Linked DNA regions of Homo sapiens: region 1 is linked to region 2. Evidence: read pairs that join two places in POLR2A ChIA-PET (ENCODE). Cell type or tissue: OCI-LY7. All regions are shown on one strand. Each heading gives the region's core, and the rest is flanking DNA. Links, peaks and the distances in the headings are about the cores only.

Evidence for each region. Peaks named below come from ENCODE experiments on the same cell type or tissue, not always from the same donor. Only the 100,000 strongest peaks of a DNase experiment are listed, where the experiment ranks them.
Region 1: POLR2A ChIA-PET joins it to region 2 with 6 read pairs; 2 of 35 experiments call an interaction of 5 or more read pairs at or near these places.

Annotation. Positions count from the first base shown.
Region 1 is chr2:54,773,671-54,779,053 of GRCh38, forward strand. The region is part of intron 2 of EML6 (EMAP like 6); the gene reads left to right. Among named protein-coding and RNA genes, the nearest start is that of EML6-AS1, 25 kb to the left of the region's middle. RefSeq lists a silencer at 4,938-5,085. In OCI-LY7, for the core only: a CTCF peak has its summit at 326; a DNase peak (open chromatin) is centred at 2,241.
Region 2 is chr2:54,441,909-54,447,291 of GRCh38, forward strand. LOC102724072 (a long non-coding RNA gene) reads left to right here. Exons shown (of 4, transcript XR_940094.3): 4 at 2,225-2,967. Among named protein-coding and RNA genes, the nearest start is that of SPTBN1, 12 kb to the right of the region's middle. In OCI-LY7, for the core only: no CTCF peak of the experiment used is centred there; no DNase peak of the experiment used is centred there.

The sequences.
Region 1 (5,383 bases), core at 166-5,165, 330 kb after region 2:
CATTTCTGTCTCTCTTCTTTCATCTACTGTATTTACAACTGGGAACTTCTTTCTTGCAGCTAACTTTAAGTTTGCACACTTTATTTGAACATCCATATCTGTTTCTTCTGTGCTCAGGAATTATGAAATTAGCGCTTCTCCTAAGGAAAAGTATCACAGAATTTTCTCCCAGAGGCATCTTAGTGTGGCATGAGAGCATAAGCTTTGGAGTCAGATCTAGATTCAAATCTGTTTCTGCTACATACCATCAATTCGATTTGATGACTGGCACAGGGCCTCCTTTTTTCTTGTTCCTTTGCTGTCCTCAAGAAGTGGCTGCTCCCACTCCAGCCTTCATGTCTGCATTCCAGCCAGCAGGAGGAGAAAGAGGGGCACTGCTAAGAACACTTCCTGGAAGTTGCACACATGACTTCCATTTTCATCCCAGGGGCCAGAGCATGGTTGAATGGCCACACCCAGCAGACTCCAAGGGAAGCTAGGAAATGTCTTTATTCTTGGCATTTATTTCTGTAAAAGAAGAGGAGTGATTATCATAGGTTGAGTTTCCTAGGAAGCAGCTCTGAGACGAAGTTCAGCTTGCAAAATGTTTATTGGATCAGTAGTGATGGAAGGGAGGGCAGAGAGAGAAGTCAGGATACTATGCAGGCTCCACAGGATGGTCAGGCCTTTATGTTCCTACATTGATCAGTCATTAGGTACAGGCCATTATGGGAAGAAGGGTGACTGTGGGTGAGGGAGCCGTTGGAAGTTGAGGTGATCCCTGAAGAGCCTGACAGACAGAGGCCTTCTGGCCAACAGCACTACCAGCAACATATCCTTCATGGAAGGGGGTTCTGGATGGTTTTTAGCCTACATCACGGGGAGAATGGAAGAGCTAGCATCTCTGCTACACTACATCATAGGGTGGTTGTAAGGATCAAATAAAATAAAACATAGAGGTCCTTTTGCAAGAGGACCTGGCTTATGGTAAGCATCCAATCTATCTTAGATGTGGTATTAGCATTTCCCAAAGTTATTTTTACAAGATGTTTTTCTCCCCGAGGATCTTGTGGGACTAAAAGAGTTGGCATCCCTAGTCTAATGATCAAATTTAGAAAATAGTGTATTGCAAAATCTTTATCTTCTACTCTGTGTGGATTGGTCTTTAGTCAATGCTTCTCCTAATGACTTGCATTAGAAAAGATAGTGTTGACATTGCTTTTGCCTTTGTTTTTCACCCAAGTGGAAATACAGAAAGTGCTTACAACATGTAAAATTCTGTATTGTTGACATTCATTACTTTTGTTAACAAATGTGTCACATAGAAATTTCCTGAAAATATGATCAAAAAATGAAAAAGCAAATACTTAGTGAGCAGACATGCAGTGGGGGGACCTTCCTACCCAGTGTGAGCCAGCATTTCTCACCTGTGCCTCTATAGTAGTCTAACTGGTGTGCCAGTTCCCACTTTTTGCTCCAGGTATAGTCTATTCATTATGGTAGCCAAAATAAGCCTTTAAAATTTTTAAATCAATCTTACCAATTCCTTTTACTCTCAACCCTTGCTGCCCAGTGTATTGACAGTGAAATGCGGAGTCCTTGCCATTCCTCGCTAGGCCCTGCAGGCACTGGCCCCTAGCCACTTCTCTGACCCCATTTCTGTCCCAGCCATTTTGCTCTAGCCACACTGGCTTCTTTGCTATTTCTCAGATAAACCAAGCAAGTGTCTGACTCAGGACTTTTGGACTTGTTCTTTCCCGTGCCTGAAACGCTCCTCCCCTCGATTTGGCCTTGGCTTACTCCCTCATTTTGTGCAGATTTCTGTGCTCCTCCTAACCTCATTGGAGGCCTTTCCTGACCTCTTTATATAAAATTGCACCTCTTGTCACCCTTTATCTCTCTCACCCTATTTTATTTTATTCATAGCACTTATTACAACCTAAAACTGTGTATTTAATGTTTATTGTTCATTGTATGACCAGACTACAGGATCTAAGAGAGCAGGGCCTTTGTTTTTGCTTATTGCTATATCCCCAGGAGAGTGCCTGGCTTCAAGCATGCACTCCACAAATTTTTGCAAGTGGAGGAGTGAGTGTGCTGGATTCTGGAAGTACAGTAGTACCCTGCCCTTGTGGAATGGGAATATATAGTCTACAACTAAAACCCATTCTAACAGAAGATGCAATAAAAATTATAGAATTTTCTCTTTAAATATATTATTGTTGTAAATACCCATAGGGTTTCTAATATTGAGCCATCCTTGCATTCCTGTGACAACCTTACTTGGTCATGATACACAATTATTTTATAATAATATACTATTCTTAAGATTTGGTTTGCCATTATGTATTCTATTTAATATTGGCAAGTAAGAATGGTTTTCTGTAGCTTTATGATGTCTTTATCTAGTTTTGATAACCATAAGCCTTATCCTGGTTATACCAGCCTCACAGGGGTTCAACCTGCCTTATTTTGTTGTTGTTGTTGTTGTGTTTTGTTTTGCCTTAGGCTTTTAGCAGCCCAAAGCCATGTTTTTTAGTTTCTGACTCTAGTGATAAGTGGAAAAGGAGGAGGAGAAAGGGGCTTTATTGGCCCAACCAGAAACAGAGACTAAGAACCCATGACTATATTCTCTCCCTTGTCAAGAACTCTGTTAATCTAGGTTTTACAGAACTTGCCTGTAAAACTGCCTGGGCTCGGTACCTTCGTGTTGGGTAGAAATTTGTCTTTATACATTTTGCGATTATTGCCCCATTTAATTAGTTCCCTTTTCTTGAGTCAGTTTTTATACTTTTATTTTCTGGGAAAGCTTTTATCTATATTTTTGAATATAGGTAGTAGGCTCATAAAATCTTACACGTATATTTTCTAATATTGCTTATTTGTGTTTTCTTTCACTGGTTTTAATCAAGCTTGGCAAATTTTTTTCTACTGTATTGTTGTTTCATTTATGATCCCTTTGATGAGGGGATCATTAGAAGCCCCAACTCCAGCATTATGCAATACATGCAGGAAATGAACATGCACATGTATTCCCTGAATCTACTAGAAAAAAGAATGTCTCCTCCCTCCCCTCCTGTGCCACCCCACCCCCACGTCCTGTTTCTAACTCAACCTTGGATATTTTACAACATATATTCAGTTTGAAAGCTAATACTGATACCTTGCTTTATATGAACATTTGTATACTGGGACCCTGGTGAGGGACTGACTTCATTGGGATAGTTTATGGCTTAATGCATCTATGTGACTTATGTCTTGTTTTCTCTAAGTATTTATCCTAATAAATTTAAGAGATTCTTTGGTTTAAAAAAAACACCTTTGATTTTGTTCATTGAGTCTACTTTGTTGTTATTTTATTCCGTTTCATTAGGGTCTCTTTTTATTCTACCACAATTGCCAGAGTAAGGACAGCTTTATTGCCAGCTGCAGCTTTGCTGTCCACATCGCCCTGTGAGGCCTGGAGTCCCCAAAGACTCTAACCTACTGATATTTGACCTCAATACTCACAGAAGGAAGTCTGCTAGCCCTGAAAATGAATACTTCCTTTGGTGCAAATCTTAAGGTTTTAGCATGGAGCCAAATGCCTTCTCACTGCCAGCAAATTATTTAGGGTGGGGGTGGAGGAGTTGTGATGGTGGAGTGATGGAGAGGAGCCTATAAGTAGTCCAGCTGCTCTGCAGGATATCATTTAGTTGAGCGTCCTGATGGCTTCTTGACTCTGAGCTTGGACTTTTATGCTCACTTTTTATTGCAGGCTTTTTGCTTTGGGTTCCATGTAAATCTGAGTCCTTCGCTTTCTGTCTTCCACATAGACCTCAAAACTTTTGGTCCACTATTAGCACCATTTCTCAGTACTTAATTTTTAACAAAACAAGACACTGGTATGATCTTGCTTTGGAAAGGGGAAATGTAATTACTATCTTGGTGTGTCCTTATGGTCCTCATTTAACTCCTGTATTTTGTCATTGGCCATGTGGGAGAGATGGGAGTCATGAGTTCTGTTGGGCACTGGAATCTTTTTCTCACCCCAGAGTGACCAATCTGCCCTCAGCTTAGTGATTTCAGGAGCAGGAGGAGCCCTTTCCATGGCTGGGTACATGGAGTGTTACATTAATGGGTGCTTGCTCGAAAGTACCCATGTTTTCTTTGGTAAAGAAACTATCTTAAAATCCAAGATGTGGGTTATTTGAGAATATGATTTATTTATAGCAAATTTCTTCTGACATCAAAATAGACTTCTGAATGAATTTAATAAAATTTTTGGGGAATATTTACATATGAAAAAATACCACTGGTTCTATTTTAAAATCTAAGCTTGTAGAGAAACAAAAGATAAAGAAAAAATGTTCAGCTCTATAAAAGATAATCTAGGCATTCATCACCTAAACTTTCAAAGAGTGGAAATAATGTCTTGACTTTCTGTTTTTTCTTCAACTGTTTGGGGTCATTTAGACATGTCAGGGTAAGAGTTTTTTTCCATTTATATGTATCTGTGAATCTCTAAATGTTTAGCTTATTTGGGATTATGTCAGAATGTGCAAATCCAGAATTAATTCTCAAAAGAAAGTGAGATAAAATCAGTTTAAGATGGCAAGTGAAGGATTTGTATAAGATTTCATTAAAGCTTATTAAATGTCGAAATTTATTCCTAAAGAAGGCTCTGAAGTTTGTGCTAAATATAGAAAGAGAAGGAGGAAGAGAGAAGGGGGAGAGGAGAGAGAAAAAAGAGTTTTCTGTCTGGGATGAGGAGAAAGTTGTACCCCCCTCCCAAACTGGGGCTGAACTATAATTCTGACCCTCAAAAGTCAGCTACGTTTCCAAATGAGGATTACCATCATGGCCATTTTATCACTCTGTGCGAGATGCTGACACCATGCACTAAGTTTTGGGTCCCATGTATTTCTTTTTATTGTGGAAGAGAAAAAACTAAAATATAATTAGAAGTGCATTGTTAGGCCGGGCGCAGTAGCTCACACCTGTAATCCCAGCACTTTGGGAGGCCGAGACGGGCAGGTCACAAGGTCAGGAGATCGAGACCATCCTGGCTATCACGGTGAAACCCCATCTCTACTAAAAAAATACAAAAAAAATTAGCTGCGTGTGGTGGCGGGTGCCTGTAATCCCAGCTACTCGGGAGGCTGAGGCAGGAGAATGGCATGAACCTGGGCGGTGGAGGTTGCAGTGAGCCGAGATTGTGCCACTGCATTCCAGCCTGGGTGACAGAGCAAGACTCCATCTCAAAAAAAAAAAAGAAAGAAAGAAAAGAAGTGAATTGTTAAATTAATAAATATATCAAATATATAAAATAACTTTCCTTACACTCTTTACAATTATGATAGTAAGAATGAACTAACACTTTACACTTTCACCTGAGAAATGACAGAGCTTCAGAATTTGATTT
Region 2 (5,383 bases), core at 272-5,271:
TTAGTAGAGACAGGGTTTCACTGTGTTAGCCAGGATGGTCTCCATCTCCTGACCTCGTGATCTGCCCGCTTTGGCCTCCCAAAGTGCTGGGATTACAGGCGTGAGCCACCGCGCCCGGCCACAATACTGTTCTATTTTCCAATCTGTTCTGCTGGCATTTGCATCACAATATAGTGTTCATTTTGGCCTAAGAGAGGTTATGAATGAACAAATCTATGTTATTTGTATTTTTCATTTGGGTTCCACTAACTATAGACTTAGGGCAAAAATGAACCCATGATTATCCTAACTATTCTACCTCTCAGTCTTAATTCAGTTGGTAAAAGAGGGAGCCTGAACTTTGCTCACAGCTTTGAGTGATTAAAATTAAATTTCAGTAGCAGCAGAAGCAAACTACCTTATTACAAAAACTTTCCTAGGAAAAATACCTAACAGTCAATCCTATCTTATATCTGAAGAGATCACCATTCAGTATCTCCAAAACTATGAAATAACACTACTAACTAGTGATTTTACATGTTTAGCAAGCATCTGGAGTTATATGTAAGCCTTTACCGAGATCCCAGCTATCTAAATAAAAATGGATGTTAAGCATCACTCTCATCCTTGCAACGAAGTCATTTTATGGTGTCATAAAACCACCAACAGCATTTCTGACTATTCCAATAATCATCCCAAGCACCTCAAAATTCTTAAAATACTGAAATTGAAAAGGAAACTCTACCCAACTTATCAAATGCAATAACAAATGTGCACAAAAATGTCATTTAGTAGGCAGAATTTGCAGCCAAAGAATATTATTTTCATACGGTGTTTAAGATTTGCAGAGTTCCTTTTTAGTGACAAAGGTCCTATTTGGTTCAGCCATGCCACATGTGTAAGTTTAACATTTCATGAGGATTTTCAGAGGAAGAGTGTGAAGGTATTCTTTTTGGCCAGACTGTCTTTTATAGTGATATGATAGCAACATTGGATTATATATTAAACCACCAGCTAATTAGAAGTTAGGTACACAGCCTAAGAAACCTAAGAAAGCATGTCCTATATATATTTTTTGGTTCTCAACATCCCAACATCTTTATCTCAGGTTATAAAAGAACTAGAATAGAAATTGGGAGATTTTTACATTAGACATAAAATTGGAGTTGAGTGCAATGTGTGCCCTATAGACCCAGCTACTAGAAAGACTGAGGTGGGAGTTATCACTCGAGGCCACGAGTTAGTTCAAGTCCAACCTGGACAATCTAGTGAGACCTCATCTCTGGAAAAAAAAAAAAAAAAAGGAAATCAAGTTTTTTTCATTTTGATACCAAAAAAAAAAAAAAAACCGAAAAGAAAAAACCCAAATGAATACGAACACACAAAGACAAAACAAAAAATACCACTTTTCTGAGACGTGGAAGTTTAGATAGCTTCCGTGCAGCCCTCAGGAAGTAAGATTCAACAGCCTTTCTGAATTTTAGCATTATGTATCTGTGAAGAGTGGCAACAGACACAGGTGATCAGGAAATACACCTTTCGCTTCTCTAGTATGGCCTCTTTAGGCCTTTCCAAACTGATAGCCCCTCTCAGCACGATTTCCGCTCAATGTGACATGCAAAGGACTTAGGAGGAGTGGGAGAGGAAGTTTAGTTTTGGAAACATGAGATGCTACATCTACCTCTCGGTTGATTTATGAAGCACAATAGCATATTAAAAGTACCTGAAGGCCTAACTTGGTTATCTTAGCATTTCCCAAGCTGAGTTGACCACAAAACCCCATCCCCCGCTAGGCTGGGCACGAGTATTCCATGGGCTACTTTGGGAAAACACTGTCTGTGCAAGAGCGCAGGCTTTTGATCAGACAGGGTACTCAACGCTTTCTTCACCACTTAAGAGCTTTGAGGCTTTGGACAAGTTACTTACTTCCTCTGAACCCTAGTTCTCTCATCTGAATTCTGTGGGAAATAACATCTATCACACATGATCTTTTGAAAACATAGTATGTACTTAAAAAATGTTTATCCCCTTCTTTCTTTTTACAACTCATGGTAGGAGAAACCTTTTTGTGTCTCCACATGAATTCCAAGATCCTCTCAAATATGATCATTTTCTTTCTCCAGTCTCATCTCCCGGTAACATGGAGAAGTGTTAATAGTATTTTAGATTCAGACTTCCTAAAATGTAACCTTACTAGCTGTGTGCCTTATGACCTAAGAAAATTCCTACCCTCTCTGTGCCTCAGAGTCCCCACCTGTAAAGTGGAGGATAATAATGGTACCTACATCGTGGGGTTGTGAAGATTAAAGAGTAACATTGAAGAAGCACTCAGAGTAACACTTGGCATTAGGTAAGTGATCAATAATCTCAGTGAAGTTACTAGTATTCTTATCTTCCAATCACATATTATGTACCAATCATACTCGACTCCTTGCTTCCCAAAGATGCCTGATGTTTTCGCATGTCCACGTCTTTGCTCTTGCTGGTCTCTTCATTTGGAATAACCTTCTTCCACGTTTTCTACTTGGTGAAATCCTATCCACCCTCCAAGGCCCATCTTGAATGCTACCTTCTCTATGCAGCCTTTCCAGATTTCCTCTAACCAAGTGTCTTCCTCCTTAAAAGAATCCCCTCTAGGCCTTGTGGCTCTCTCTTGACTCTTACCATGTTCTACTTTGTATCTAATGAGTTCTATGCTCCTGGAGGAGCCAGTGGTATTTATATACCCTCCCCACACCCTAGCACCCAGCAGTGTGATCCAGCAGGAACAATGTCAGCCTGGGAATCAGGAAGCCTGGGCTCTGGACCCAGGCCAACCACTCTGCAACTTGGGGAAGTCACTTCACAGGAACTTTGGTTTCTTCTTATTTAAACCAGTGAGTTGGAATAGACCAGCTCTAAAGCCACTTCCATCTCTACCCTGTGAAAGTTTAATATATACTCCGTGGGCAGCCACATACATGCCTATGGAATTTTGAGTGACTAGAAGGAACAAGGTTTGAGCCCAGAAATAACTGTTCAGAAACCCTTGATTGCTCTGTTTGTGAAAGCAGAAAACTGAAACAACCCAAATAAAGTATGTCATATGATGGAATACTATGCAGCTGTAATTTAAAAAAGGAAGCATATCATGTGCCGATAAGGAAAGATCCCAAGGGTGATTAAGTAAAAAGAACAAGGAGCAGATTAATATTTGTAGTATGCTGTCTGTTGTGTTAAAAAAAAAAAAAAAAAAAAAAAAAGGAGAGAAATGGCCAGGTGCGGTGGCTCAACGCCTGTAATCCCAGCACTTTGGGAGGCGGAGGCAGGCAGTTCACTTGAGATCAGGAGTTTGAGACCAGCCTGGCCAACAAGGTGAAACCCCGTCTCTACTAAAAATACAAACATTAGGCTGGGCACGGTGGCTTACACCTGTAATGCCAGCACTTTGGGAGGCCCAGGCGGGCAGATCATGAGGTTAGGAGTTCAAGACCAGCCTGGCCAACACGGCGACACCCTGTCTCTACTAAAAATACAAAATTAGCCAGGCATGGTGGCGCGTGCCTGTAGTCCCAGCTACTTGGGAGGCTGAGGCAGGAGAATCGCTTGAACCCAGGAGTCAGAGGTTGCAGTGAGCTGATATTGTGCCATTGCACTCCTGTCACTCTGGCGACAAGAGCAAGATTCCATCTCAAAAGAAAACAAAACAAAACAAAAAAAACATTAGCTGGGCATGGTGGCATGTGCCTGTAGTCCCAGCTACTCTGGGACCGAGTAGCTGGGGCTGAGGCAGGAGAATTGCTTGAGCCTGGGAGGCGGAGGTTGCAGTGAGCCGAGATTACTCCAGCTTGGGTGACAGAGTGAGACTCCGTCTCAAAAAAAAAAAAAAAAAAAGAAAGAAATAACAGGAATTATATATATTTGATTTTCTTTATATATATACCTAAAGAAACACTGGGCAGGCACCCTGGAAGAGAAGTACACAAGAATATTTAAAACACACTTACTTATGGGGAATGGGGGTGGGTTGTGAGATGGATGGGGACAGGGCGAGAGTGAGACTTTCAATTCATTCCTTTTAATATCATTTACATTTTAAAATAATAAGTACTGCCTATTTAAAGAAAAAAAGCTAAAATCAAAAGAGAAACCTCTGACTGCAACAATGAGTATTTTTAACAAAACAGATGTTTATCTTACTTGTTCCTTTTCTCCTTCCAGTGGGGCTAGGGAAGAACTAAGGAATGATTTACTAATTTTTTGATGTAATTTTGTACTGGCTATGAATTCCTGTAACAAACTTGTCATTGGAAAAGTGAGACTTGGACACTTCAGGTATCTCTGGAGTTTTCATCTAAAGCCAGCTACATTGATCTCCAGTTCATGCTACTTGATTCAGATGGCTCAGAAACTGCAGGCTTCCATCTATGTGGGATGTAGCTGGTGACCATGTGAGAGGCCAGGGGTGGCAGTAGCAGCACCTCTATCCTCTCTGGAGGAGCTGGGAGAATTCAGTTGGCAAGGAGGCAAGTGGAACCCAGTAAATTCTCAAATTAACAGAGGAACAACTGGAGAAGGCTCTGATTCCTCTCTTAAGTATGGCTAAAGATAGTAGGGCCTGCACTCCAATAGCTAAGAGATAATTCATAGAATGCTTCCAGATAACTTTCCTAGCCTTCCCATAGAATCTGCCACTCAGAAAACATACGTCTGCCCACCAAATTAGTAAAATTCCAAGTTCTTCTCAAATTCAGTTAACCTGCACCATAGGTAACTTAGGACCTATAAATATTTTTATTCCTTCTGTAGTGTCCCATCACAATTTGAAATCCAGTGTATGATTTGCTCAGCCTGCTTTGGTCCAAGGTCCTCTTTGGAGAGAATCCTGAAAGTGTAAATGACTTGCAGCTGAACCAGGCCCCTACTTCCCGGGTATGTACTGCATTAAACCCCACACCCCTGCTTGGCCTCGCCTGGGAAGGCTTCAGAAGAGCTCTTCAAAGCAGACCTCATCAAAACAAACACCCCTACCTCTACCCCCATCTCCTGTGCCCTTCAGAAAACAAACAACAATACTTCTCTGTTCACCAAAAACAAGGAGAATTTTCTGTTCAAAGTATTTTTTTCTTATTCCCTATTGGCAGCACTTATTAAGGAACGGATGACTTTCAAGTTGAGTGAACTCTGTTTGAAACATAAGCACATAAGAATCCAGGTGCTTAAAACTTTTTCAAACTTAGGTACACATCCTTACAGCCTTCATATAAAAAAAAATCCTTTTAATGTTTTATTAAAACCTCTGTCAGTTTAAAAGAAAGGATATCTTTGACCACAGATTTTGAGTAATTACGTTTACATTGAAAGCTAGTAAGCAAAATGTCTAAGATGTTACTTCCCTTTCAAACTTTTGGAAACAGCTATGGTG